7 separate regions of the Homo sapiens genome follow, and regions 2, 3, 4, 5, 6 and 7 are each linked to region 1. A link is a contact called in ENCODE Hi-C or POLR2A ChIA-PET data. All regions are on one chromosome and are shown on one strand. Each heading gives the region's core, a stretch centred on a gene start or an enhancer-like site at or near the end of the contact. The rest is flanking DNA. Distances are from core to core; before and after follow the strand shown. Region 1 overlaps MARCHF10 (membrane associated ring-CH-type finger 10). Region 2 has its middle 33 kb from the start of MED13. Region 3 holds the start of TACO1 (translational activator of cytochrome c oxidase I). Region 4 overlaps MAP3K3 (mitogen-activated protein kinase kinase kinase 3). Region 5 overlaps TANC2 (tetratricopeptide repeat, ankyrin repeat and coiled-coil containing 2). Region 6 has its middle 15 kb from the start of CYB561. Region 7 holds the start of DCAF7 (DDB1 and CUL4 associated factor 7).

Region 1 (4,026 bases), core at 568-3,067:
CCACTGCACTCCAGCCTGGGTGACAGAGCAAGACTCCATCTCAAAACAAACAACAACAACAAAAAATAATCTTCTACCACTTTTCTGCCTACCTTCTCAAACTTGCAAGATCTCTCTCTAGTTTATCTTCACCAGTTGGAGCACTCACTCCCATGTACACATGTTCTTCCTGATTACTTACGAAAATATGGAAATTATGTTGAAATGTATTGAAGTCTGAATGTTGAAAATGTCTTTAAGTTATTGAGAATGTCCATAATGGAAAACTGTAATTCTGCTTCTTTACACTGAGCTGCCCTTTCATGGGGAAAAAAGTCTTTCAAGAAATTGAGCATATATTTCTCCATCCAGAGCAATGTCCATTTCTTCCTCTTTTGATTTTAGTCTCTAGCCAGTTTCCTTTCCTTGACCAGATGGCCCCCAGTCCCGTGAGGACTCTAAAGAAAAGAAAATAGCCTTAGGCTTCTTAAAACCTCCCAACATGAACATCGACCAGCTATTCTTCACTCACCATTTATTAGACACAAATATCTTTACTTACATTTTCGTTAGTTCTTATCTTCATCAGATTCCAGCCGCTTACATTCTGGAATGCTGATGTCATTTGTTGGCATGTGTGGTGTTATTCGGGAGATTGTGTCCAGGTTTATTGGTTCATCATCCACCTAAACCAACATCTATTAAGTGAACTCTGTGCACAACACCTTGCCAGACACTAGATGTACTTTACAGTTTGCAGAACAGGTTCCTCATTGTCACACGTAGCCAGCCTGGCCACAGCCCTAGGAAGTAGGTGGCAGTGGTGTTATCACCATGACCCTCATTGTACAGATGAGGAAACAGGGTCTTGGGAAGATTAAGGAACTTATCCAAAGTCACACAACTCACAAGTTTCAGAGGCTGGCCTCAAACCCAGGCCCCCTGACCACGAATCCCATGCACTCACCAGTATGCCACCCCCACCAACTTCCTGGCAGGGAGAGGGGCTCCTGGCCTTGACTCCAGTTTGAAAATGATTCTGTAGCCATTTCCCTTTACCTCTTGATTTATGGTGGCAGTGCTGGTCCTCCATGTCAGCTCACACGTATTGACAATTGCAAAGAAGCCTGTTACAAGAATTTGTGCCTCAGCCAGGCCCAGGGGCTCACACCTGTAATCCCAGCACTTTGGGAGGCCAAGGCATGTGGATCGCTTCAGCCCAGGAGTTCAAGACCAGTCTGGGCAACATCGTGAGACTCCATCTCTACAAAATAATTTTTAAAATAGCCAGGTGTGGTGGCATGCACCTGTAATCCAGCTACTTGGGAGGCTGAAGTGGGAGGATCACCAGAGCCTGAGGAGGTTGAGGCTGCAGTGGGCCAATATTGTGCCACTGCACTCCGGCCTGGGCAACGGAGTGAGACTCTGTTTCAAAAAAAAAGAGAGAATTTGTGCCTGTGTTATCAAAAATCATCTCACTAGGGTCAGAGGGGGCAGCGGGTGAGTACCAGGAGCCCTCTTCCTTCTCTGTCAATGCTCTGGGAACTGGTATTTGTAGAAACTGCAAACGTGTAGCCTCCTGGTCACGAGGGCTTGTTTTCACATTTAGTCTCCTGGAGGAGGACTCCGAGGAGGAGGGAGACTTGTGTCGCATCTGTCAGATAGCCGGGGGTTCCCCAAGCAACCCCCTCCTGGAGCCTTGCGGCTGTGTGGGAAGCCTGCAGTTTGTTCATCAAGAGTGCCTGAAAAAGTGGCTGAAAGTGAAAATAACATCAGGTAGGTGGGGAAGGAAGTGCAGTGAACGTGCCACGACATGTAATTAACATGAGGCACCACGGTGTGGGCCCCGGAGCCTTGTCATCAGCTCACTCTCCTCCGCAGAACAGCGACTCAGGGACACGTGGCTGAGCTCCAGATCCTTGCTCATAAAAGCTGTCTTTAAACTATGGGAGGGAGTTGGGGGTTTTTTGTTTGTTTTTGTTTTGGTTTGTTTTTTGTTTTTTGCTTTTATCTGAGAGAAGACTCCTGGGAACAAATGCTATTGAATTCTACCTCTGCTTGAGGCCTGAGCAGAGATGCTAAGATCGCCTCTCAGGAGGAAGGAAATAGAAGTGGGTCAGCGGTGGAAGCTCAGCAGACACACAGTAGCCGTGCCCAGCTAGCAGACACCCAGCAAAATACTTCAGAAGGTCCCTCATGAGAGACCCCCAGCACACACATCCTACTTCCTTTTATTTGGGGGTCACCTAAGAAACTAAACAAAGCTGCCTTTTAGCAATAGGGATAAGAGTGCTGATCTGATTGTCTAGAACCATATTAGATAAAGAAATTTCCATGTGCTGATTTTGTCAGCTCCCTAGCATCTTATAACTGGGTGTGCGGCACCTTCTCAACTCCCTGAGCAGGTTATAACCTAAATACAACCACATCGGTAGGTCGGCTGTAGTTTTCTGGGCAGAGAACAGAAGGTTTCTTTAAAGCATGGCTTTAGGAATGAGATCAACTTTAAGCAAAAAAAAAAAAAAAATGCATGGAACATCAGTGCAAAGAGCAACTTGATCAGAAAATAGCTGCGGCTTCTTTCAGACACACATCTCTGAAAACATATCCCCCCACAGCCAGATCCTATTTCTCCCCGTCTTCCATATCCTTCTCCTTAGCCGTCACTATCCAGGCTGCAGGGAGACTTAGAGCTTTACCCTGTCCCCATGAGGTGTTGCCACGCCCCCTCACCAAGGACAGCACACCATGGAATCAGAGAATGAACACGTGGGGTAATCATATTACTGTGTCATCCATGGAGCCCGTTTTATGCAACTTCCCTAGCATAAGAAATATAAGTCCACTGATCAAGATGCTTAAACGCATATCCATATAACGAGCAAAATATTCAGTCCTTCAGAGAGGGAAGAAAACGAGTAGATTTTGGTTGCTAACGACTCTGCCATGCAATCCTTTATCTTCCTAGAAATTTGGGCCAATTAAACATCTAACACAGAAAAAGTTACCTGTGAAACATGTCATGAAAATGCTGCTATGCTCATAAATGTCAACGCTTGTATGGGTGTGTTCAGTAGGATTCGATCGGAAGACTCATGGGACATTTGGTAGCCTAAAGCGTTACTGAATGACGCTAAAAAAAAAAAAAAAAAAAGTCAAGCGAACAAAATGCAGATAAGGGATTACTTCCTGTTCATCCTTGCCCTTTGAAAGTCTCTATTATTTACTGTTTCTTTATATCCCCAGTGGGGAAATAGAATGGAGGTATGAAACTGCACAAGCCCTATTTTTACCAAATACATGCAGGTAACTAATAGGTCTTTTATTTTCTAATGCATAAAATAAACACCAGTACATCATTAGTCAAAAGCCGCAACTAAGGGGGAGAAACTGTCTGGCAGAATGTTTGCTTAGACATAACAGCCCAGCTCTGCATCCTCCACTTTTGCATTGGGGAATAGGATAAAAATGCTGATCTAGAATGCCTGTTTTTATAAAAACAGCAACAAAGGAAGCCTTCTCATATTCCTTTTCCCCGATGAGTCTGAGCTCAGGCTGATGAGCTGGCCCTGGGTACTACTGTAACTAGTACCCACACCTGGCCCCTCGCTCCCTCACTGTTCTCAGGTGGCAATGTTACCTGGGCAGGAGTAAAGGCAGATTTTTAAGCCATTGATCGAGAATAGCTTCTGCCATCTATTTTGGTCCTCACTAATTTATTTACTTGGACCTGTGTTGGGTCTACAATAAAAAAAAAAAAAGCTGAATAGTCACTCTTTTTACAAACACCTGTGTTACAGACTCTTAGCCTCTGTGCAGCAATTCCAAGTTTATGAACCATCCTGTTTATATTTAAATAGAAAGCAAGATCTGCTATTTAAAAGTCGTGGGAATTTCACTTCTATGAAGCTTGCATAATAGATGACTACAAAGGAAATTTTTCAGCTCTCAGATTCAAGGTCATTTTCTACAGAAGATGGCTGGCTTTAAAGGAAGGTCACTGAAGCTCAGAATTCATAACACACACAAGTTCACTCCCCAAATATC
Region 2 (3,921 bases), core at 157-2,656, 630 kb after region 1:
CATTACAGGGGAGGACTGTAAATAAGAACAAGAAATAATGTCTGCTCTTGAAGAAACTCATAGATTAGAACACAAGAGAGACACAAAAATATTACAATATAATATGGTAAGTTAGAAGATGGTGGGGGCTTCACAGGGCTCAGTAGAGCAGGCTGGGTCAGCATCCAACCCGCACAGTGGGTGTTTAAGAAATAATCCAGGGTGCAGCTTCTTAAGGAGGTAGCAGAAGTCGTGGTGGCACAGTGAAGCTCTAAGAGATGTTCTGGGGCAAAGAAAGGGGATGAGGCAAAGAAAGTCAGAAATTCAAATTCAGCCGGGCTCATGCCTGTAATCCCAATACTTTGGGAAGCCAAGGTGGGAAGGTTGCTTGAAGCCAGGAGATCCAGACCAGCCTGGACAACACAGTGAGACTCCCATCTCTACAAAATTTTTTAAAAAAATTAGTCATGTGTGGTGGTGCCCCTGTATATCCAGCTACTCAGGAGTGTGAGGTGGGAGGATTGCTTGAGCTCAGGAGTTCAAGGCTGCACTGAGCTATGATTGCATCACTGCACTCCAGCCTGGGCAACAGGGCAAGACTCTGTCCCCCCACCCACCCACACCCACACACACACAAAGGAAAGAAACTCTAATTCAATGGATGAAGACGAATTAGGGAGCAGACAGATATTTGGAATAGAATAGGGGCTAGACAGACACGACAAATGTCACCATGTGCTTGTAGGTCCTCCTGTACCTACCATTCTAGATACCACCTTCCTGATACCACCACTTGGAACCCACAGACCATTCTAATCCCCATATTTCTCTGTACTTCTGTTTCTCTCTACTTCCCCAGACATTCCATTAATATTTGTGTCCTATGGAACCCCTGTCTGTTGGTGAATTCTCCTACTTCCTTAACTTCTTCACAGAACTATCTAAAGTGGACACCTTTTTGGAGTGTCTTCCCAGCTCATCAAGACCATCATAGCATCTTCTCACCCATAATGATAGGCCTGTGGCTACCATCTTGTGCAACTGTCCAAGATACCCAACTCCCTCAACCCGTCACTCACTACTGGCCACAGATAGCTGGAGCTGATTTCTGTTATGTGCAACCAGACACCTTGCAAACTCCCTCACCTTCTAGTCTGAACTGAAACCTGGCTTTCCCCTGAGGTTACCACTTCCCCTGTACTTCTTTCGAGTAGAAGCTATTTATTCTTTCATGCCCCCAATACAGGGAGGCATTAGCAACAACATTCTTCCAGTTCCCTAAGACCCTTCTAACAATTTCTTCCCTATGAAAAACCTCTGCCCCAATGAAGTCCATGACATCCAACTTGTCATCTTCTCTCCTTTCATCTCTGTCATCCATCAGCCATATTTCTTAAATACCTGTCTCACTTCTTCTTCCTGGGCGGAAGGGAGATTTTGCTGACTTTGTAGGCCACCCACTCAATGACCCAGCTTCTTAGTTTCCTGACCTTTCATACTCAGCGTCTTCACTTCCAGTTCTCTTCAGTGGACTCCTATGGCCACACCCTGTACTTTGTCACTACCAGAACAGTTCCACCCTGCAAATCTTAAACTCTTTATCACTGTAACTATTCATCCAGCGCTCTCCCCTGACACCATCTGATGGGTTGAGGCCTCTACAAATTTTCTTTTCTTTTTTGAGACAGACTTTTACTCTTTTACCCATGCTGGGGTGCAGTGGCATGATCATGGCTCACTGTAGCCTCAAACTCATGGACTCAAGCATCCTTCTGCCTCAGCTTCCCAAGTAGCTGGGATTACAGGGGCACACCACCATGCATAGCTAATTAAATTTTTTTCTTTTTTCTTTTTATAGAGACAGAGTCTTGTCATGTTGTCCAGGCTGGTCTCAAACTCCTGGGATCAAGCAATCCTTTCCCCTTGGCTTCCCAAAGTGCTGAGACTACAGGCCTGAGCAATGTGCCTGGCCGCCTCTACAGATTTTTAGCTGTGTTCTCAGCCTATTGAATAGGCATTTTTCCTATCAGCATTTCCTTCCCTTTCATCCCCTAGCCGTCATTGCAAACTTTCAGTACCCTTCCCAAGCTCCTCACAATCAAGTGAAACTCTGTGCTGTTGTTCTCTTCATCTAATAATTTAATTATTAATATTATTCAGCAAACATTTATTACACATCCACTAGGTGCTGGGTACCATGGGTACAATAACACAGCTTTGCCAGTGAGGAGCTCACAGTTTAGGAAGGAGGCAGCTGTGATAAGACCTGGAGTTGGGGCCGGGAGGTAGAATGGGACATTTCATGAAGAAAAAAACAACATGAGCAAAACTCTGAGACAGAATTGAGTGTGGCTTGAGGGATTGAAACAAAAAGACCTGTATGGTTGGAAACAGAATGCTAGATAGTGGAACAAGGTGAGGCTGAGTGAGGGGAGAGACAGAAGATCTGCAGTTTTGGAGGTATGTTTTGCTGTAATAAAGATCTGCATTTTGATTTTTTTTTTTTTTTGAGATGGAGTCCCATTCTGTTGTCCAGGCTGGAGTGCAGTGGTGCAATCATGGCTCACCGCAGCCTCGAACTCCTAGGCTCAAGCAATCCTCCCACCTCAGCCTCCTGAGTAGCTGGGACTACAGGTGCACACCACCACACCTGGTTAATTCTTTAATTTTTTGTAGAGATGGGGTCTTGCTATACTGCCCAAACTTCCCTCAAGTGATCTTTCTGCCTTGGCCTCCCAAAGTGCTGGGATTATAGGCATGAGCCACCGCACCTGGCCACAGGATCCACTTTTGAAACAATCACTGGTAAGGGATGTGAAGTATGAGGGATTTTTAGAGCAGCGAAACTATCCTGTATGATACTGCAATGGTGGATACATGTCATACATTTATTATACAACAGGAGACTAAACCATAATGTAAGCTTTGGTTCATAATAACAGTCTTCGGTTAATAATAAGTATCAATATTGGTTTATCAGTTGTAAGAAATGTACCACACTAATTCAAGATGCTAATAATAGGGGGAACTGTGAGTGGCATAGAAAGTGGGTATAAAGGAACTCCCTGTACTATGTGCTCAGTTTTCTGTAAACCTATGAAACTGCTCTAAAAATAAAGTTCATTAATTAACAATTAAAAAATAGGCCGGGCGCGGTAGCTCATGCCTATAATCCCGGCACTTTGGGAGGCCGAGGCAGGCAGATCACCAGGTCAGGAGATCGAGACCATCCTCGATAACACGGTGAAACCCATCTCTACTACAAATACAAAAAAATTAGCCGGGCGCGGTGGCGGGCGCCTGTAGTCCCAGCTACTCGGAAAGTTGAGGCAGGAGAATGGTGTGAACCTGGGAGGCAGAGCTTGCAGTGAGCCGAGATCGCGCCACTGCACTCCAGCCTGGGCAACAGAGCGAGATTCCATCTCAAAAAAATAAAATAAATAAATAAATAAATAAATAAATAAATAAATAAGGCTGTAGAGGGAAGACCATCAGCTGCTGTGAGAAAAGTAAATTGCAGGCAGTGGAAACGTGGGCAGACCATTAGAACACTGTCCCAGAAGCCCAGGCAAGAGAAGATGATAGTGAGCCCAGTTCTGAAGAAAAAGAAGTAGATAGAGGCAGTATTGACAAGACTTGGTGATAGACTGGATTTGGGCAGGGATCAAGGGCCACTGGGGCTTCTGGCTTGCCTAATTCCATGATTAAATGACACCATTCACCAGTCATTACCGAGGACCTGGGACTTTATCAACACCCTCGCTACATGCTGGCGACCTGTTGAACACATGGATTCTCAGCATGTGTGTAAATGTGATGCTCACACAAAAGACATTTCAGCTCTGACCATGATCATTTCCTGCCAGATCTCATTTAAAAAGGAGGTTGTCCCACGAGTCTTATTCATGTTTCAACCATTAATTGAAGTAGGCAAGGTTTGCT
Region 3 (4,288 bases), core at 1,480-3,979, 880 kb before region 1:
AGGGATTCTCCTGCCTCAGCCTCCTAAGTAGCTGGGATTACAGGTGTCTGCCACCATGCCCAGCTAATTTTTGTATTTTTAGTAGAGATGAGGTTTCACCACGTTGGCCAGGTTGGTCTCGAACTCCTGACCTCAAGTGATCCACTCACCTTGGCCTTCCAAAGTGCTGGGGTTACAGGCATGAGGCACCGTGCCTGGCCAGAACTTTCTAATTCATTGTCTTTAGGGATGGTTTTCATTCTGCTAGGTTTCAGCGATCTCTACTTTGTGTCAGATGAAGAAGGGTTATAGATGGTAACAACACTTCCTGGACTCATTACTGCTCTTACTCTACTACTTTGTGCATAATAATTATTTTTATTTTATTTTATTTTTATTATTATTTTTTGAGACAGAGTTTTCCTCTGTTGCCCAGGCTGGAGTGCAGTGGTGTAATCTCGGCTCACTGCAAGCGCCGCCTTCTGGGTTCACGCCATTCTCCTGCCTCAGCCTCCTGAGTAGCTGGGACTATAGGCGCCCGCCACCACCACGCCTGGCTAATTTTTTTGTATTTTTAGTAGAGACGGGGTTTCACCGTGTTAGCCAGGATGGTCTCGATCTGACCTCGTGATCCGCCGGCCTCAGCCTCCCAAAGTGTTGAGATTACAGGTGTGAGCCACCGTGCCCAGCACTTTGTGCATAATTATTGAAATGTTCACATGACATTGTGATCTGAGGGTAGGGGCTGTATCTCATCATCTTTCTAGTACCAATGGCATGCCTGGCACAAAATAAACACAAGTTGGTTGAACTTCATTGGGATGCAGTGGCTGATACCTGCAATCCCAGCACTTTGGGAGGTGGAGGTGGGTAGATCATTTGAGGTCAGGAGTTCGAGACCAGCCTGGCCAACATGGTGAAACCCTGTCTCTATTAAAAATACAAAAAAATTTAGCCAGGCATGGTGGTGCACACTTGTAGTCCCAGCTACTCCGGAGGCTAAAGCAGGAGAATCACTTGAGCCTGGGAGGTGGAGGTTGCAATGGGCCAAGATCACGCCACTGCACTCTACCCTGGGTGACAGAGTGAGACTCTGTCTCAAAATAAATAAATAAATAAATAAATAAAAGTTGCTTGAACTTAATATCAAGAATTTTGAAGAAAAGGAAGCAAACAAATACCAGGCATGAGCTGAGGGGGTAAATTAACATTAACTGAATGCCTATGATGTGCCATAAACCATAAACTACCTCAAGGTGGGTATTATCCTTGTTTCAGAGAAACTCAAGTTAAGCTACTTGTTCAAGGTTAGTCAGTGACAGAAACCAGTCTTCCTGACTCCAAAGTCCACAGTTTCTCTCTCTTTTTTTTTTTTTTTTTTTGAGATGGAGTCTTGCTCTGTCACCCAGGCTGGATGGAGTACAGTAGAGCAATCTCGCTTACTGCAGCCTTCAACTCCTGGGTTCAAGCAATTCTCCTGCTTCAGCCTCCCGAGTAGCCAGCATTACAGGCATGCACCACCATGCCCAGCTGTTTTTTTTTTTTTTTTTTTTTGTTATTTTTAGTAGACACAGGGTTTCCCCATGTTGGCCAGGCTAGTCCTGAACTCCTGACCTCAAGTGATCTGCCTGCCTCTGGCCTGGGATTACAGGCTGTGCCACTGCGCCCAGTCCAAAGTCCATGCTTTCTACAGGACTTTTCCTTTGCTCCTACAGATGTCTGGCCCTAAACAGAAAAAAAGCCTTTTCAGTGTGGCGACCTAAGGGAGAAAAGACATGGCTGCAAATCTACCTTCCAAGGAAATGTGTCTTGGGGAAACATTAATGAAGCAAACTAAGGCCTAAGCTAAGGCCTAAGCACTTAAGTAATAGCTTTACTCAGTGCCCCTGCCACAACCAATAAGGTACTTGAGGCGACTTCAGAGGGGTTGATTTGTCTCTTCAGGAGAGACACACATCTGCCCTGACTCTTAGGGCTTGTTTCTATTAAGTACCCAGCTAGATTAGGATGAAGTCACTTCTACCTTACCGGCTTATCTTCTTAAGAGCAGCTCCCTCTCTGACAAACTGGCCAGATGCTCAGCGTCTGGAAAAGTGAGTGAGAACCTCCAACGTAGGGTAGGTGTTTTGAGGATTTATGAGGTGGGCAATGGTGGGTACTGGGGAAGGAAAACAAAGTGAAGGGCCGGAGATCTAGGTGGGCCCAATTCCGAGAGGCAAGCGAGGCTGCGGGCACTGAGAGGGCAGCGGCAGCCAGTGCTGGGTGACCGTCAGGGTCTCACCTTTCACTGCCAGGCGGATGTTCAAACAGAGTTTGGAGAAGATGCGACTCCTTTCGACGTCCTTCGGACCCTTGATGTGCCTGACTTTGGACCACTTGTTGTGCCCGGCGGGGACAGCCGCGGTAAAGTGCAGCGTCCTGCCCGGAGCGGCACCGCAGCCCCGGGGCTCGGGGTGGGAGGGCCGGGGGTCGCGCGGAGGAGCCGCCCTGACCCCGGGGCCTCGTGCCAGCAAGCATCGGGCAGCGGCCCTGCTTAGGCTGGCAGCAGCCCAAGCCGACATCGGTCCCGACCCTGGGGTTCAAGCTGCTAGCAGCAGCGGCCAACGCCGGCGCGTCTCTTCCACTGCCGGAACAAGCAGTTCCGGACCCCGCGGCCGCCTGTGCCGGTCACCTGAGATCCAAAGGCTTGGGCCCGCCCGGGGCGGCTCAACAGCTAATGACCCTACACTGTCCCCGCGGCACCCGGGACTGGGGGCCCTTGATGGCGTAGCACACTTCCTTTACCGGGTTCGCTCCAAAAACACGTCCCCACTGCCCGCAAAGTCCGTTCCGTGGCTGCACGGTACTCGCTCCTCTCTTGCCCTTGAGCAGATCTAGTTAGTGCTCAAGCCCTCACGGTTGCCTAGAGAGCGCCGGACTTTGTTTCTCATAATGTTTTAGTGGAGACACATCTGAGTTATGAAACTGACTTTGCTTCCAAATTGCTGCCTAAATCTGAGCAAGTCCAGAATGATATTTTGTTGTTGCCTCATTGTACTGGGAAAGAAACTGCTGCCAGAGAAGTGAATTGCCCAAATGTTTAATCTCTCTGAACGTCTTCCCTATTTATAAATAAGGATCTAATATTTGCTTTATCAACATAGGAAAGTTAGAAACACAAAATGAGCCCTTAGAGCTTTAAAGTAATAAAGTTTTATGTAAATAGCCACAGTGCACTTAAGCCCCTAGATGCAAGAGATGGTTTGGGACAGACTCAGATGAGTCACAGGCCTTTGGGAGAGGGAGAATGATCAGACAAGCCCTTTGGAGCTAAACTCCCCTCTTCATTTTCTCTCTGCTGTCTCGAAAGAGAAAACCGAATCCGTTAGAAGATGGAGAGAAACAAAGCGGCAGCTGCTGAAAAGCTTTGTAGTGACTCCCATGCTGGTGAGATTAAGTCCAAAGGGCATGACATATCAGGTAGAGAAGCAGGACAGCCGGGCGCGGTGGCTCACGCCTGTAATCCCAGCACTTTGGGAGGCTGAGGCAGACGGATCGCTAGGTCAGGAGTGCCAGACCAGTCTGACCAACATGGTGAAACCCCGTCTCTACTAAAAATACAAAAAAATTAGCCGGCCGTGGTGGCGCGCGCCTGTAATGCCAGCTACTCAGAAGGATGAGGCAGGAGAATCGCTTGAACCCGGGAAGAGGAGGTTGCAGTGAGCCGAGATCGCGCCACTGCACTCCAGCCTGTGCGACAGAGCGAGAATCCAACTCAAAAAAAAAAAAAAAAAAGAGAGAGAGAGAGAGAGAGAAGCAGGACAGTGTGAAGTCCAAGTTTGTGCCCTCTGCAGTTAGACTGGGTGGCTTCAAACCCTGGTTGTTCCATTTTCTAGTGTATCCTTGGGCAAGTTCCTTTACTTTCCTGTTTCAGTTTCCTTACCATAGAATGGCCTTGTGAGGACTAAATGGGATAATGGATGCAAAGCACAAAAGCATAGATTTTTTATTTTTTATTATATAAGAACCTCCATGGGGCTGGGTGCGGTGGCTCACGCCTGTAATCCTAGCACTTTGGGAGGCCGAGGCTGGCAGATCACTTGAGGTCAGGAGTTCAAGACCAGCCTGGTCAACATGGTGAAACCCCGTCTCTACTAAAAATACAAAAATTAGCCAGGTGCGGTGGGTGCCCATAGCCCTTCATACATGCTTGCACCTTAGCACTTACCTTTTAAAAAAATATCAAAATGTTTATATCTGTTTCTACCGTAATACTAAATTCTCTGAGAGTAGGACTGTACTTCCTATGCCCAACACAGTTCTCATTTTT
Region 4 (4,179 bases), core at 1,244-3,743, 920 kb before region 1:
TATACTGCTAACCAAATTAGTTTCATCTCCACTAGGAAACCCATTGAGACTGTAATTCTTTTTTCTGTGTGTGTGTGATGGAGTCTCGCTCTGTCCCCCAGGCTGGAGTGCAGTGGCTCGAACTCGGCTCACTGCAACTTCCACCTCCCAGGTTCAAGCGATTCTCCTGCCTTAGCCTCCCGAGTAGCTGGGACTACAGACGCCGGCCACCACGCCCGGCTAATTTTTGTATTTTTAGTAGAGACGGGGTTTCACCATATTGGTCTCGAACTCCTGACCTTTTTATCTGCCCGCCTCAGCCTCCCAAAGTGCTGGGATTACAGGCGTGAGCCACCACACCCGGCCCAGACTGTAATTCTTATATTTTTTTCTTCCAAATCAACTGTCCCAAGCAGTGATACTGTTAGGTGCTATCTAGATGGATTCTCTAGATAGAGGTGTTTCTGAAGCCTTTTGAGAGGATAGCTTTCTATTAATGCCTAATAGCAAATCATACCCCTCCTTCTTCAAGGCCTCAGCAACAGTGCAAAAGGGTCCAGCCTTTCTGGATAAAATACCAGAAGTCCACTCAGATGTCCCTAGCACACTATTGAAAAAGGATCATGATCAGAGATAAATTCTTCTGCATTTGGCCTAGCAATGAGCCATTCAAAACCCACAAAAGCAGCTTGAAAGTCTGGTCAAGATCAGAGGCCAGGACTTCCAGATTGGGTAAGATCTAAGCTGCTGCCATCCTATTGAATAACAGGCATTTTTAGGCCAGTGCTTCAAAGAGAGGTCTAACACCCATGCAACCACCCCCATCAGTGTGTCATTAACATTTCCAAAGGGAAGGAGATCTTAATCTACAATCCTTCTCCCCAGCCCTCCTGGGGCCAAAAGGGAGGACAGTCAGGGGTCTGGTCCCCATATTCTCAAAGTAAAGGGAAAGTCAGCCCACCAGAATGAATACCTGTCATGGATAAGTGGGAAAAGTCATGACTTCTTTCCTCTTTCCTGTGAATTCTAATTCTATAAGGGCCTACATTTAGATAAATACTACCCATATTCCAGGTAAAAAGTTTAAAATGCCCATAATGACATTCTCTACAAAATCCTGACGTGAAATACACGAAACTAGAGCTGTGTGGCACAGAGTACTAACTCTGTTGGCTTCCCTGCACCAACTTTATAAAGTCCTCAATTCCACATATAGTACACAAACACTGAAATGCCATGGCTCCTGAAAACAGCTCCGTAAAAAGAGAATGCACCATTTTCAAAACCTTGATAAGCAACGTTCTGCTGCTCAGGGCTTCAGAAGGCCATTCCTGCCTGACCACCTTAAATATTTGTGGTTTCAATCTGGCAGCTTCTCTGAAACCAAACACATACACTTTCTCAGTGTAAGCCTGCTCACTGTAACTGCATACCACTTTGGGAACAGGGAATTCAGGAGAGCCTAACTGCGTAATTGGGCTCCAACACAATTGTGCTTTTGATTGAAAACTCTGCTGCTCTGAGTTTGGCCATCCCTTTAAAACTCAGGTTGGAAAATGTGAAAAGTAGCAACAGTGAAGTGACAATTTAACTTCTCTGCTAATGGCAGGACACAGGAAGAGCAGCTGGGGACAGAGCTCAGACCTTCCTCCCTCCAGGCCTGGAACTCACATAGGAGCAGAAGGACCCTGGCTCTGCAGACCACACTTTCCACAATGCTTCCACCGGGTTGCCTCTGACAACCTTGTAGGCTTGTGAATGTGTATTTTAAAGGGAGAATAGTAGCCACAGGTCTCCTCTGGAGCCAGCTGCAAAGTAGGCTGAAAGGTACCAACTGTAGAGAACTACCAGAATCAAGAATGTTTAGAGGTACTAAGGTCCTGTGGTGAGACTCTTAAAGTAGGAAGACCTCATACTAATGGGTATGCTCTTCACCTGTCCAAATGCTCAAAGCAAAGGAAAGCTGAGGGTGGCAGGGGGTAGTATATCAATGGGAAAGAAAGGCAAAGAGTGGAAAAAACACCGAAAGGCACATTTATGTGTACATGTGCCGCACATGCACAAACATGCAAGGTCCCAAATATCCCATGTCCAGAGTTCTGTATGCTTTCTGAATGTTTTCCTTAAATAACTTCAGAAATTAAGTACAGTCACATTTTTTCTACTGAGAACTTCTACCTTGGCTTCCCACAAAAAATAACAATAATGAAAATACTGACAATGGAGAAAAGGACAGAAGAGTTTTGTAACACTACTTTCACTTCCCTAATGAGGTAAGATTCAGAACACAGACCGAAAAACTCCCTCTTTCTATGTCCTCAAAGGAGCTAAAGTCTTTTACAACTGATGGACTTGGTGCAGCTTCCCATGACCTAGAGACATCATGAAGAAACTTCTAATTCACCAACCTGACCCTTGATGTGGACAAAGCCAGGGCTGCTCTACTGGGAATAGTAATGGCACCATATCACAGGAGAATCCTGCCCTCCCTCTAATGCCCACAGGTGACACAGTGTCAGTGTGTCTGAAAGCCATGACTCTGAGTAGGGCCAGAGTCCTCACTTCCTAATAAAATGTCAGACCTCACAGCAGCAGAATAGAGCAGAACAGTAAAACATCAGCAGTTGAAATGGCTTCCAATGCTAAGATAGGAACAAGGTTCAATTAGTAGGCCAAGACAAGGGTGAAACTTTCCTCCCTTTATGCCCAATCCACCCTATTACCCAGCCAGTGGCCCCACAGGGATCAGGACAGGGGAATGACTTCCATGAACTCAATGCTATCTGAGAACTTTGGCATACATGAACACAGCTACTCATCAGAAGGCAGACTTACCGCCTCTCCCCGTTGTGCTCGAACTTGATTCTGACGTCACTCTGCCAAAAAGAATGATAGACAGGTTAGAGAATTCTCTGGAATGTGTCACTCCTGCCATTGCCAAGTAAGCCTTGGGCAGTTCGTTAGCAACATTAGGCATACATCCCTGATGGCTCCTGGTCCAGCTTCTCTTCCCAGATGGGCATGGGCATTCCTTTCCAATGAGTTAAAACTTCCAGTTCTAACATCAGGGACAACAAAGCTCTTAGGGTAAGATCCCTAGGTGGCTGCCCAGCTCAGTTGCTATGCTGTGACATGCTGTTTCTAGCTTCATACACACCCTATTTCTACAATTGGCTCTGGAAGTTTCTCCCACTCTATCACCTCCTGACCAGGATACATTTCCTTGTTGGCTGATGTGACTGAAGACAAAAAAGAAATTTTGCTGCTGATGCTTTCTAGCTATATGACCACAGGCAAGTTACTTATCCTCTGTGAGTCTTAGTTTTTCCATCTGTAGAGTAAGCCTAAACATACCTTGCAGAGTTCTTACAACAACTAAATGTAAGTAAAATACCTGACACATAATAGACATGCAATATTTGGTTTTTGCTGCTGCTGCCACTGGTACCACTATCATTGATTTCCCAAAACCCTCCCAAAGCTACCCCACTGGGGGTAAAGTAGGATCTTATACACTGTTCCCAGCCTTTTCCAAAATGACCATCATGAGTAGCCTGTAAACTGCAGGAGAGCAGAGATCAGGTCTATCATGTTTCTTTTTTTTTTTGAGACGGAGTGTCACTCTGTCACCCAGGTTGGAGTGCAGTAGCACAATATCGGCTCACCGCAACCTCCGTCTCCCGGGTTCAAACGATTCTCTTGCCTCGGCCTCCCGAGGTCTATCATGTTTCTATATCCCCAGTGCCAGGCAAAGGAAATGGCATATAATATTTGTGCTTAATAATATTTGTTAAGTGGTTGAATGAATTGAAGAACAGAAGTATAAATATGAGAAATAAGAGGAAGTAGAAATGTTAAAATGACAAAGAACAAATTAAAGAGGAAGAGATATTGCAAAAGGGCAAACAAACAACTTGAGGGAGTTTAAAAAATGACAGGGAAAGGAGAGAGATATTACAGAAGAACAGGTGTAGAGGAAAAGAAAGGTAAGATGGGCAGGAAACCAGCAAATAATAGAGATAAAGGAGAGAATGAAGTCATAGTCGATGAAGAAAAATTATTTTGAAGAAGACAAATTAATAGGCTGTGGCTTGGAAGAAAGAGGACTTAAGAGTATTTGAAGATGAGGAACACATAGCAAACAGACAACAGAAAAGGGAGTGAGTTTGAAAGGAAGGGTAGATGCCTAAAGGACTCCCT
Region 5 (3,851 bases), core at 502-3,001, 550 kb before region 1:
AATGGAGAATATGGAAAGAATGTGAGAAACTCTGTGAGAGCTGAACCCTCAGGGTCTGGTCCTGACTGCATATAGGAGATAATGTAGATGGTGCTTCAATGCTGACTCCAAGATTTAAAGCTCAAGTGAGAGGAAAACTGAAGTACTATTTAGGAAGAGAGGAGTCGAAGCTGGTTTGGGTGAATGAATCAAGTATCCTCTCTGACCACAGCTCCTGCTGAAATATTCAACAGTCTTTGCCATCTCCAATACCGCAGAGTACAGAGTATCTACCATAAGCCAATGTACTGCTATTACTGTATTACCGATTGCTTTTTATATTAAGTTGTCTATGACATAGTTTCCTTATTACCACTACTTAAAGAGTTGTGAGGATTAAATAAGAATATGTTTAAAGCTCTAAGCACTGTGCCCACAAAGAGTAAGAACTCCAATAAATGTATGCTATCACTTTTACACCTTTTGAAGAGTGTCTCACTGTTAACATTTGTCTTAGTGTTTTAAAAAGTCCATTGCCTTCTATTAATGTGGGGATAAAAAAGGGGGAAGGCTTATTTTACTCTGAAAAAAATCTTACTTTGAATCTTTGAATAACTTCCATATTAAATTTCAGCTTTCTGACATTGGTCTTATGGGAAAACATTTGTTGAGAAAAATCTGCAGTCACTGCTGAGTGGAATTTTCAGAAAGAGAACAAAGATCTTTGGAGAACAGTTAAAAAAAAAAAAAAAAGAAAGGGAAAACCCAATTCTCCCAAAGGTTGCTGCTTTTTTATATGCTTCCTCACATTTAATACCTGAAAATGTAGAGAAAACATAAAACAGTAAAGGTTTTAAAATAGGAAATATTTGATAAAATATTTATAACTATGGCAATACAGTTGTTTTAAGTATTGTGCTCTTAGAGTGTTGGCTTTTAAGGTGATATACAACATTTATTTTTGGGAATATAAAAACTGGGTATTTTAATTCGTTGAAATTTAAGATAAAACATTTTAAAGTGAACTCTCATTGATGAAATAGCCTTTCGTTTGTGGCCTTAAAATGAAATCATCTAGTTCTGTAATTTTATGAGCATCTGGGGAAGTTATTTCACAACAAACCTTTTATATACTACAAGATTAAAAAACTTAGATCATTTTACTGAATTACAAAATTTTTTTGCAAAGTCTTATCTAAGTAAATTTATTGGCATTATGGTTACTTTAATAGACCTAGTCACTTTTGAGGAAAATAATAAGATTAATTGGGAAGTTTATTCTTTAATTTAGATCAAAACATCAAAATAGGTTAAGAGTGTGTTATTTTTCTTTACTGCACTCAAGGCATTTTAAAGTATTTCCAGTGAGATATCTTGCAGAGTTAGATGTCATGATGAGAGTTTTGTTCATGTTACTTCACAGTCTTCTCTGCAGAAGAGCTGGTTGGGGGTGAGGGGAACAACCTCATACAACTAAAACTTACAATCTACCCATATAATATTTACTATAGGAAGTTATGTGCATGCAACCTTATCCTTGGGTTTTGAATCTACTTAAGAAAATTTAATCTTACTTGTAGGGATGAAATAATGAACAATGAGGTAGAAAAGACTGATGGAAATATTCCCTTGTAAATGTGAGAGCCAGCCAGGCAATGATCAAGATGACTAAGCAACCTCAGGGATGTGTGACTCAGTAGGCTAATGTAAGAGCATTTAGCTTCATGACATGCATCTTAGTCATCATCATAAAGGATTCATTGTTTCAGAACAGTACGGGACTCATAAATGGTGTGAAGCACAGATTTGATAAAAATTAAATTTATTGCTTTGATAAAACCAAGTTAACTGTGGCAGGGCCAATTTCACATAAATTCTGCCAATGAATCAGACTATCATTTGTACATATGCCCTCCAACCTAGTGTCTATTAAAGTAGCTAATAACTAAACACAAAGCCTCTGAATGGCTTTTTATGTAATGAGATTTAGTAAAAGTTCTAAGGAAACCACCATATATTGAGAAATGAAGTTTTAATTAGCAATATATAATTTCTTCAAGTAGAAGAGTGTGGTTGTAACTTAAGACCAGGCAGGTTAGGGTCTCAATATTAATAATTTGTTGTTAATTTAACCCACGTAGCTACCATTCAAAGTCACTATGCTACAATTTGCCTTGTATATTTTAACTCCTCCTGGTTCCCTTTATATAATCCATCATAAGATTTATTACATTTATCCATAAAAATAAACTATTTCTTCCTTCCTTGTAATAGGCAGCAAACTTAGTTTCTATCTTTCTCTGCGGAATGAGAGAGCTTTCATTAAGATGATCAGAAAGAGTGGACATTTTCAGGTGGATAATTTTTAGCATAACTCCACATTAACCTAATGGTGATTAAATTTAAAAACATGAAGCCAAAAATAATTAAAACAATTTTTTTGAGACTGTTGCCCAGGCTGGAGTGTAGTGGCACGATCTTGGCTCACTGCAACCTCCACCTCCCAGGTTCAAGTGATTCTTAAGTCTCAGCCTCCTGAGTAGCTGGGACTATGGGCCCACGCCACCATGCCTGGCTAATTTTTGTATTTTTTTAAAGTAGAGATGGGGTTTTACCATGTTGCCCAGGGTGGTCTCGAACTCCTGACCTCAGGTGATCCCTCCACCTTGGCCTCCCAAAGTGCTGGGATTACAGGTGTGAGCCACCATGCCTAGCCTAATTTTAAAATTTTAAGTTAAAAACTTTATTAGTTAAATTAATTCAAATTAATATCTATCAAAGACATTAGGCTTTGGGACTAGAAAAGGCGCTTGTAGTAGGTTAGCTAGCTATATACTCTGTACTAGTACACAATCTTCTATGACTTTTATCATTAGTATTCAAGCTCTTGGATGGTTGACAGCTAGGAATCTGTTAAGTTGCTTTGGACAGTTGACTCACATGACCTCTCCCCCGTTGGGCCGGGTTTCTGGAAATATCAATTTTTGTAGAACAGTTGTTCAAAACAGCTGTCTTGAAGAGTGAAAAAAAAAAAGGACTTTTTAACTAATGAAGCAATGTTGATGTTAATATCCCACTTGGAGATGTTATCCCAACTTCTGCTTCAGCAGTCAAAAGACTACCATTATCATCAAACAACTGCAGTTACTATTAAGGCACCTGTTAAATTAATTATGCCTGTATTGTTAAATCATGTTCATGAATAACATGTAACCAGCTCTCAAACTACGCATTTTTGCACTTTTGTAAATAGACTGATGGACCTTGAGGCATAAAGCTTATCTTCAATTACAATGACATCCTCTAAACTAGTGGTTTTAAAAGTGTGATCTGCAAAATCACCTGCAAGGTTTAAGACACGGCTTGCCAGCCCCATTCTCAGAATTTCTGATTCAGTAGGTGTGGAATGGGGCTAAAGAATCTGCATTTCTGAAAACTTCCTAGATAATGCCACTCCTGCTGGTCCCAGGACCACACTGTGAGAGCCACTAAGCTCGCCTACTGCAATAGTCTCAGTGAGAGGCAGTATTGAAGGAGGTGAAAAGTAGTTGGATTTGGGAGCTCTTTGGAGGTGTAGAGCCAACAAAACTTGTTTTTAAACATTGTGATCCTAAAATAAAATAAAAGCGTCATCTGGGGATCCCTAGATTCTTGAGATATGTTCTTGGAGTTTGCAAAGTCAAAACTATATTTACAGTACTAAGAGGTTATTTGCCTTTTTCCACTCTCATTCTTTCACAAGTGTACAGTGGAATTTTCCACAGCTTACATAACTTTAACATGTAATGGGTCTATTATTTATAAAAAAATGAATAAATGAGTTATTTCAACAATCCCTATTATTATTTTAAAACATTATTTTAAACAAAGTA
Region 6 (4,075 bases), core at 1,111-3,610, 740 kb before region 1:
GAAAACAATCGGGAAACGCTGCTCTCTGGCCAGTAATGTCTCTGGTATCCTCGACATCATCCTGTCCACATCCGAACGTTTTCAAGGACAGAAGCTCACTACTTCTGTGGGCTGAGCCACTGTGGTTGTTAGAAATTGCTTTGTTATGCTAAATGTGTCTCCTGCCTCTTCTTTAGGTTTATTGTTTTTCTTTTTCTTTTTTTTCTCTTTTTTTTTTTGAGACAGAGTCTCGCTGTGTCGGCCAGGCTGGAGTGCAGTGGTGCAATCTCAGCTTACTGCAACCTCCGCCTCCTGGGTTCAAGCAATTCTCCTGTCTCAGCCTCCCAAGTACCTGGGATTATAGGCATGCGCCACCAAGCCTGGCTAATTTTTATATTTTTAGTAGAGACGGGGTTTCACTATGTTGGCCAGGCTGGTCTTGAACTCCTGACCTCAGGTGATCCACCCACCTCGGCCTCCCAAAGTGCTGGGATTACAGGCATGAGCCACTGCCCCAGGCCAGGCTTATTATTACAGGCATGAGCCACCGCCCCAGGCCAGGCTTATTGTTTTTCACTGTGCTTTCTAGAGAAACAATGAGTCTTTTCTCTTTGACATGGCCACTGTCCAAGATGAGAGGTAGCAACCCCATGTCTTTTTTTTTTTTTTTTGAGACGGAGTCTCACTCTGTCACCCGGGCTGGAGTGCAGTGGCGCAATCTCGGCTCACTGTAAGCTCTGCCTCCCAGGTTCACACCATTCTCCTGCCTCAGCCTCCAGAGTAGCTGGGACTACAGGCGCCCGCCACCACGCCCGGCTAATTTTTTGTATTTTTACTGGAGATGAGGTTTTACTGTGTTAGCCAGGATGGTCTTGATCTCCTGACCTGGTGATCTGCCCGCCTTGGCCTCCCAAAGTGCTGGGATTATAGGCATGAGCCACCACACCCGGCCACAACCATGTCTAAGCATGTCTCCTTTTCTCCAGGAGAAACACAGTGCCTTCAGTGATTCCCGGGGAGAGAAGTTCTCTGTATCCTGATGCTCTGTCATCTTCTCATGGATGGACTGCAGATTTTCCACATCTCTCCTAAACTATGCTGCCTGTATTTAAGTAAAGCCTGTGGGCTGGCCTAACATGCGCAGAGGGAGCCCTGGTCCACTTAATGCAATTCCTTCCCTTGGTGCAGCCGAAGAGGGCTGAGGTTGTTCTGGCAGCCTCCTCACCTGCTGCAGCTCATATAGAAACTGAGAGTCAGGCCGGGCGCGGTGGCTCACGCCTGTAATCCCAGCACTTTGGGAGGCCGAGGCTGGCAGATCACGAGGTCAGGAGATCGAGACCATCCTGGCTAACACGGTGAAACCCTGTCTCTACTAAAAATACAAAAATTAGCCGGGCGTAGTGGCGGGCGCCTGTAGTCCTAGTCCCAGCTACTCGAGAGGCTGAGGCAAGAGAATGGCGTGAACCCAGGAGGCGGAGCTTGCAGTGAGCGGAGATGGAGCCACTGCACTCCAGCCTGGGCGACAGAGCGAGACTCCGTCTCAAAAAAAGAGAAAAGAAACTGAGAGTCAGTGCAAACCCTCAGATCTTTTCCGTATGAAAGATGGCCAGTTTGTCGATGTGCATCTGACTTCTCTCTTTTAAATGCTGACTGTCAAGTTCAATCTTAATTTCTTTTGACTCACTCAGCAATCCCATCTTAACTCTCACGTCTCATTTTAGCTCTTCCCCTCAGTTTTCGGTCAAGCACAAACTTACTAAGCAAGATGTTGTTTTGTTTTGTTTTGTTTTTTTTTTGAGATGGAGTCTAGCTTTGTCACCAGGCTGGAGTGCAGTGGTGCGATCTCAGCTCATTGCAACCTCCACCTCCCGGGTTCAAGCGATTCTCGTGCCTCAGCCTCCCAAGTAGCTGGGATTACATGTGCCCATCACCATGCCTGGCTAATTTTTGTATTTTTAGTAGAGATGGGGTTTCACCATGTTGACCAGGTTGGTCTTGAACTCCGAACCTCCAGTGATCTGCCTGCCTCAGCCTCCCAAAGTGCTGGGATTACAGGTGTAAGCCACTGTGCCCGGCTGTTAGGTGTATTTCACCACAGTAAAAAACAATAAATTACAAAAAATGGTGACATGCCAGGGACAATGCAGTGTGGCAACTCATCTGGCCCTGTCTCCAGTGTACCCTGCTATAGGATGTCAGGCCCAGAATCCCAGGAAGCAGGGGAGGAGAGGGAGGTACCTCTTCATTTCAGGCCCAGGATACAGCCCAGCTCTGCCGTGGCTGCGGACAGTGACAATCTATCTCTGCCTCCCAGGCCAGGAACATGTGAGTAAGCTTTGACTCATATCTGTCTTTTCTCCTATTGCCTAATCTTGCCTGGTCTTAATTAAAAATGTCTCCTTCCCTTTCTTACACTCACTCATTCCTCCGCAGGTTTTCACCGAGACCTACAAAGAGCAGTCACCGACCGTGCCCAGACACCTTGGTGAGCAGGGACAGCCTGGTCGCACTGTTATAGGAAAGGGGTCCCGATCCAGACCCCAAGAGAGGGATCTTGGATCTTGCTCAAGAAAGAATTCAGGGCGAGTCTGCGGTGCAAAGGAAAAGCAAGTTTATTTAGAAAGTCAAGTGGTGAAAGAACAGCTACTCCATAGACAGAATAGGGCATTCCCAAAAGTAAGAGGAGGAATGCATCCACCCTAGGTACAGTGCTTGTATATATATAGGATAAAAAAAGATCATGGGGAGATGTGCTCTGCTACAGGGTTTGTGATAAAGGATTCTTTTTTAAAATTACCAAATTTTGCAAGAATCAATATTATTATCTTTGAAGCAAAATTAGGAATGCCTTTGTTCTCGAGATATCGGGATATCTGGACACTCCGAAGTTTGGGTTTGTTAGTAAACATTATTAATCCATTTCCTTAACTGTAAACATCTAGAGGCTGGGAATAGCCTTCTGGGAATGCAAGTCCCAACTTCATTTTCCTAGCCCTCACTCAAGATGGAGTCGCTCTGGTTCAAATGCCTGTGATACCACCTCTCCAGGCTCCCGGGATGTTTAAACAAGCCACTCCCAGAGAGGCGATATGAAAGGTGCAGGGCAGGCCCTGAGCCCTGGCCACAGGCGATGCTTAAGCTGAGCCCTGAAAGGAGGAGTAGGAGTTCAGCAGGCAAGTTGTTAGAAGACTCGCATTTCAAGCAGAAGGTCTGGAAAGACGTGCTGACTGATCGGCAGGAGGCTGTGAGCTGTGGATGATACGGAGACTGCAGAAGCTGAGGCCATGGAGCTAAGGCGGGCTCAGACTTCCTCCTGAGGGCAACAGGTTTTTAGCTGGGGAGGACCATGACCAAATCTGCCTTTCCCAGTCACCTCTCTGATCTCTTTGATGCAGTGTAGATCTGTGCTTAGCAAACTCAGAAGGCCCTGTCACCACCAGGAAGGAAGAGACCCCACGACTGAGGGCAGTGGTAGGTTTAGGGGCTGGCTGCAGGTGGGACCGAAAGGGATAGCTGTGGACTGGCTGGCTTTGGGGGGGGGGTGAAGAGTGGAGGGGGTGATGATGCCTTCTATGGGGAGGGGGACATGCTAGAAACAGTTTTGGGGGAGGTGGGAAGGAGGGTAAGCAGATGAAGGATTTGGGTCTTGGACATGCTGCTAGTTTGGCTTTGACGGTGCAGGTCCTCTGCTATGATGTGAGTGGCTGTGCCCGCCAGTTCCTCTTCTCACTCCCTTCTAGGGCTATGAGATTTGTGACCCTTTCCTCTGCCTGCCTCTGCCCCTGCCCATTGGGACCCTGCTGGACCAGGCATCCATCCTATGGAAATCTCCATGAAGCGTCGACCTCCCTGCCCCCCAGGCATTGGGTGAGTGGCAAGTGAGAGCTGCTCACAGGGCATCAAAGGGGTTCAAAATAGCACCCAAGGCCGGGCATGATGGCTCACGCCTGTAATCCCAGTACTTTGGGAGGCTGAGGTAGGCGGATCACCTGAGGTCAGGAGCTCAAGGCCAGCCTGGCCAACATGGAGAAACCCCGTCTCTACTAAAAATACAAAAATTAGCTGGGTGTGGTGGTGTGTGCCTGTAATCCCAGCT
Region 7 (4,125 bases), core at 92-2,591, 830 kb before region 1:
GCCTCGGCCTCCCAAAGTCCTGGGATTACAGGCGTGAGCCACCGCGCCCGGCCAGTTTTACTCTTCTTAAATCTGATGTTCATGGCATAAAGCAGGAGTAGTGGCTTTAAATATCACTAGCCACAGCTTTCAGTTGCTCTGATCGCTATCATTCACAACTTTGAGTAAAAGGAAGAAAGAAAATTCTTCCAACTGACTTATTCAACTTTCAAAAATGAGTTTGTTGCAATGCCAGTTTAAAAGCTCCCCTACTACACCGTGCTTCTATAAAGGATTCTCAAATTGATGTATGTCCAGCAAGACTTACTACTAAAGGTCACACAACTGTACTAGCACGAAACAAGCCAAGAGATAAGGCCCTGTCATCCTTCTGTGTTCAGGAAACAACGGCGGGATCATGCCACAGGCCAAGATTTCCAAAGAGATTGCTTTAGAGAGAATGGATATCAGGAAGCAAGAGCAACAGTAATTCTGGCAGAAGGGCTAGGATCCATGAGTACCCGGGGGGGGTGGGAGTAGGGGGCGGGGAAGCTTGTACAATAGATCGTCTTAATAGAAATCTAGTGTGGCCAGGAGTGCACGACCACCAATAGAAGCGCCTGCATTTTCCTTCACAGCTATCACTCTCTCTTCCCTTCCCCGCCCACCAACGAAAGCAATGCGGCAGGAGTGGAGAGCACGGGATGAATAAATGGAGTATCTTTGGGGCGTAAACCCGGTTTTAAGACCTGTTTCCACCCCGAAATAGCTGCCTGACCCAGGCAAGTCACAAAACCGTGCCTCAGTTTCCCCACTACACTGCCGACTACACAAGAATGCTGCCTGGATTAAAGGAGACAGACAACGAGTACGAAACCTTCAGCACAGGGCCAGACAGAGGAACCGCTCCGTGGCCCTAGGGCGAGTCCGCAAGAGGGTTCTGAGGCCTGGGCTCCGGCCCGGAAAGGGCGCTCCCGGGGCCCGCTCCCCGCCAGCTGGGTTCCGAGCCCCTGCCCGGCCCACCTTGTTGTTGTACTCCTCCACGAAGCTGCCCAGCGCCAAGCGAAAGCGCTTATCGGGCCGCACACTCCAGTTCATCGCGTAGACTGTCCAGGGCGCTTCATACTTGTAGATCTCCTTCCGTTTGCCGTGCAGGGACATGGTGGCCACGGGGCCGCAGTACGGGCCGGGTCAACAGTGGGCTGCGGCGGGCGGGGAGCCGAGCCTGAGATCTATGGGTCCGAAGGGAGGAGAGGAGGGGGCGGGCAGGAACGGCCTAACCCGGAAGCGGGGATGCGGCGACAAACAACGACGACGGCCGAGCCCGACCCCTAGTTTCAAACCAGCTTGGGAACGGACGACAACCACCTTCCGTTTTGGGACGCCGCCCCGCCCTCTCGGAACGGAAGCCGCCGGACCCCCGCAGCGGCACCGGCCGTTGGTTGCCTGACACGTCCTTTCGAAAGGATTCTTTCTTGTCATTGGTTATTGCGGCCGTAGCGTCTGAAATCTCCTCGCTATTGGGTTAAATGTTTGTCATTGCAACTACTCGCCCCGCCCAACTCTCGGAGGCAGGCGCTTTGGCAGCCCCAAAGGTCATTGGTTGGCCAAGATGTCAGTCAGGCAGATAACGGCTCAGTGCGGGTGGTGGGGGCGTGGGTGGCCTGGAGGCGAGCGTGCTGTAGCAGCGGGCCTCCAAGTTCTAGGCCAAGTCTCTGAGAGTGAAACCGTCTGTGACCTGCGCTGACTTCCCCTCCGCTGCTGCTGTTCTGAGCGGCCTCTCCACGCTGTCGAGTAAAAGTACAATTCTGCCTTAGTGGAAGACCTACTGACTTTCGCGGGACAGAGCCCTGCGGCCTGGCAGCCTGGCCTGCGCCCAACGGGTACCACCTTCCCGCCCCATCTCTTCCCAGGGCCCTTTTAACCCGAAAGCTGCTCTCTCCGTGCCTCAGGGACAGGCTTCGGGCGCGCAGATGCGCTCAGGGCCAGGCCAGCTTGAGTCAGGCCCTCCCGCGCTTTCCTGCAGGATCTAGAAATGTCCCCGAATTCTGGGGTAGGCACCGACCCGACCAGCTTGGCTCTGTTTTTGTCAGTTCCCATCCTGTACCCTTCCCGCCGTGGATCCCAACGCAAATGCTAATCCAGCCCCAAAGGTATCTGTGCCTGTGAGTTGGAAAAGGGGAAGGGCCAGAGACCAAATGACACCTTTATATAAATTATTTCCAATTCTCAGCTTTCATCAAAATTGAAGGAGGTTTGTATTGAATTGTTGGATGATAACATTAAATACTTTTTTTTTTTTTTTTTAAAGACAGGGTCTTGCCCTGTCACCCAGGCTGGAGTGCACTGGTGTGATAAGGGCTCACTGTAGCCTGGACTGCCTAGGTTCAAACGATTCCCCCACTTTAGCCTCTGGAGTAGCTGGAACCACAGACATTTGCCACCACACCTAGCTATTTTTAAATTATTATTTGTAGAGATGAGATCTCTCCATGTTGCCCAGGCTGATCTCGAACTCCTGGGCTCAAGCGATCCTCCCACATCAGCATCCTAAAGTACTGGGATTACAGGCTTGAGCCACCATTCTGGGCACTAAATATAATTTTTAATGATAAATGATTTTTCCACCTCCCAGGTTCAAGTGATTCTCCTGCTTCAGCCTCCCGAGTAGCTGAGATTACAGGGGTGCACCACCACAGCCAGCTAATTTTTGTATTTTTAGTAGAGATGGGGTTTCACCATGTTGGCCATTCTGGTGTCGAACTCCTGACCTCAAATGATCTTCCAGCCTCGGCCTCCCAAAGTGTTGGGATTACAGGCGTGAGCCACCGCATCTGGCCAAGAAATCCTCTTTTTTTTTTAATTTTATTTTATTTTTGAGATGGAGTCTCACTCTGTCGCCCGGGCTGTAGTGCAGTGGCACTATCTCGGCTCACTGCAACCTCTGCCTTTAGGGTTCAAGTGATTCTCTTGCTTCAGCCTCCTGAGTAGCTGGGATTACAGGCGCCCGCCACCATGCCCAGCTAAAGGAAATCCCCTGTAAGGAGGAAAGTTTAAAAACAAATTTAAAAAGGAAAGAAAAAGACGTACAAAATTCGCGGTACCTTGTCTTATTCTAATAAAAAATAATGATATTTATCCACAGATATAGGAACTAACGGGGGGAGGAAATTTTCTCTTTTATGACGTATATTTCCAATAAAATTTTAGTTTTTATTAGAAAATTGAATATATATTTATGTTGTTTTGAACAACTGTACTACTAATAGATGTAACCCTTAAAGCCTTATTAAGGTTACAAAAATTAATTTTAAAATGTCAATTAATTTATACACATTCGTTTTGAGGCAGGGTCTTGCTCTGTTATCCAGGTGGTGGTGCAGTGGGGCAAACAGTGCTTATTGCAGCCTTGACCTCCCGGGCTCAAGCAATCCTCCTGCCTCCTTTATTTTTTGTAGAGACAAGATCTTGCTATGTTGCCCAGGCTGGGTTCAACTGGTCCTCCCACCTCAGCCTCCCAAAATGCTGGGATTATAGGCATGAGCCACCCCATGACCGACCTACTTTTTTTTTGAAACGGAGTCTTGCTCTGTTGCCCACGCTGGAGTGCAGTGGCACGATCTTGGCTCACTACAAGCTCCACCTCCTGGGTTCACGCCATTCTCCTGCCTCAGCCTCCCGAGTAGCTGGGACTACAGGCACCTGCCACCACGCCTGGCTATTTTTTTTGTATTTTTAGTAGAGATGGGGTTTCACCCTGTTAGCCAGGATGGTCTTGATCTCCTGACCTCGTGATCTGCCCACCTCAGCCTCCCAAAGTGCTGGGATTACAGGTGTGAGCCACTGCGCCCAGCCACTTTTTTTTTTTTTTTTAAGAGACCGAGTCTTGCTCTGTTACCCGGGCTGGAGTACAGTTGCATGAACATGGCTTACTGCAGTCTTGACCTCTTAGGTTCAAGTGACTCTCCCACCCAAGCCTCCCAGCAAGCCCTGTAGTACCTGGGACTACAGGTGCGCATCACAATGCTTGGCTAATTAAAAAAAAATTGTTTTGTAGAGACCAGGTTGAGCTATGCTGCCCAGGCTGGTCTTGAATTCCTGGCTCAAGCAATCTTCCAGCCTCAGCCTCCCAAAGTGTTGGGATTA

The links. Hi-C counts contacts between places; a loop is a spot of excess contacts on that map. ChIA-PET counts read pairs that join two places held with the same protein, here RNA polymerase II (POLR2A). Pooled maps may share reads with other maps.
Region 2: a pooled map shows a loop between it and region 1 (7-fold over the local background). The contact joins two enhancer-like sites. A Hi-C loop is called at or near these places in 2 of 37 single-sample maps with no recorded cell type and 3 of 50 pooled maps.
Region 3: a loop to region 1 is called in a pooled map, with 2.7 times the contacts of the local background. The contact joins the promoter of TACO1 here to the enhancer-like site in region 1. A Hi-C loop is called at or near these places in 2 of 50 pooled maps. POLR2A ChIA-PET finds 5 or more read pairs at or near these places in 4 of 52 experiments (Caco-2, GM10248, WTC11 and 1 more).
Region 4: a pooled map shows a loop between it and region 1 (7-fold over the local background). The contact joins two enhancer-like sites. A Hi-C loop is called at or near these places in 1 of 37 single-sample maps with no recorded cell type and 2 of 50 pooled maps. POLR2A ChIA-PET finds 5 or more read pairs at or near these places in 2 of 52 experiments (activated T-cell and activated naive CD4-positive, alpha-beta T cell).
Region 5: a loop to region 1 is called in a pooled map, with 17 times the contacts of the local background. The contact joins two enhancer-like sites. A Hi-C loop is called at or near these places in 1 of 37 single-sample maps with no recorded cell type and 8 of 50 pooled maps. POLR2A ChIA-PET finds 5 or more read pairs at or near these places in 1 of 52 experiments (MCF 10A).
Region 6: a pooled map shows a loop between it and region 1 (4-fold over the local background). The contact joins two enhancer-like sites. A Hi-C loop is called at or near these places in 2 of 50 pooled maps. POLR2A ChIA-PET finds 5 or more read pairs at or near these places in 2 of 52 experiments (Panc1 and common myeloid progenitor, CD34-positive).
Region 7: a pooled map shows a loop between it and region 1 (6-fold over the local background). The contact joins the promoter of DCAF7 here to the enhancer-like site in region 1. A Hi-C loop is called at or near these places in 1 of 168 maps with a recorded cell type or tissue (lower leg skin), 1 of 37 single-sample maps with no recorded cell type and 6 of 50 pooled maps. POLR2A ChIA-PET finds 5 or more read pairs at or near these places in 2 of 52 experiments (AG04449 and T-cell).

What each region holds. Positions count from the first base shown.
Region 1 is chr17:62,722,667-62,726,692 of GRCh38, reverse strand. MARCHF10 (membrane associated ring-CH-type finger 10) reads left to right here. Exons shown (of 11, transcript NM_152598.4): 7 at 1,589-1,755. The region is part of intron 2 of MARCHF10-AS1 (MARCHF10 antisense RNA 1); the gene reads right to left. Among named protein-coding and RNA genes, the nearest start is that of MARCHF10-AS1, 18 kb to the right of the region's middle. RefSeq lists an enhancer at 1,685-1,764. Within about 2 kb of position 1,817, at least 8 of the 41 ENCODE cell types and tissues checked have a DNase peak (open chromatin) inside an H3K27ac peak, as active enhancers do.
Region 2 is chr17:62,096,281-62,100,201 of GRCh38, reverse strand. No RefSeq gene overlaps it. Among named protein-coding and RNA genes, the nearest start is that of MED13, 33 kb to the right of the region's middle. Within about 2 kb of position 1,406, at least 2 of the 41 ENCODE cell types and tissues checked have a DNase peak (open chromatin) inside an H3K27ac peak, as active enhancers do.
Region 3 is chr17:63,599,336-63,603,623 of GRCh38, reverse strand. TACO1 (translational activator of cytochrome c oxidase I) reads right to left here and starts at 2,729. Exons shown (of 5, transcript NM_016360.4): 1 at 2,261-2,729. The coding sequence starts at 2,540.
Region 4 is chr17:63,644,710-63,648,888 of GRCh38, reverse strand. It overlaps MAP3K3 (mitogen-activated protein kinase kinase kinase 3), which reads right to left. Exons shown (of 16, transcript NM_002401.5): 3 at 2,815-2,855. Among named protein-coding and RNA genes, the nearest start is that of MAP3K3, 24 kb to the right of the region's middle. RefSeq lists an enhancer at 1,797-1,846. Within about 2 kb of position 2,493, at least 7 of the 41 ENCODE cell types and tissues checked have a DNase peak (open chromatin) inside an H3K27ac peak, as active enhancers do.
Region 5 is chr17:63,273,376-63,277,226 of GRCh38, reverse strand. All of the region lies in intron 9 of TANC2 (tetratricopeptide repeat, ankyrin repeat and coiled-coil containing 2), which reads right to left. Among named protein-coding and RNA genes, the nearest start is that of CYB561, 170 kb to the left of the region's middle. Within about 2 kb of position 1,751, at least 6 of the 41 ENCODE cell types and tissues checked have a DNase peak (open chromatin) inside an H3K27ac peak, as active enhancers do.
Region 6 is chr17:63,459,201-63,463,275 of GRCh38, reverse strand. No RefSeq gene overlaps it. Among named protein-coding and RNA genes, the nearest start is that of CYB561, 15 kb to the right of the region's middle. RefSeq lists an enhancer at 2,365-2,434. Within about 2 kb of position 2,360, at least 12 of the 41 ENCODE cell types and tissues checked have a DNase peak (open chromatin) inside an H3K27ac peak, as active enhancers do.
Region 7 is chr17:63,547,693-63,551,817 of GRCh38, reverse strand. DCAF7 (DDB1 and CUL4 associated factor 7) reads right to left here and starts at 1,341. Exons shown (of 7, transcript NM_005828.5): 1 at 1,003-1,341. The coding sequence starts at 1,140. It also overlaps a transcript of KCNH6 not described here. RefSeq lists silencers at 848-997, 1,018-1,067 and enhancers at 1,218-1,297, 1,738-2,127, 1,427-2,411.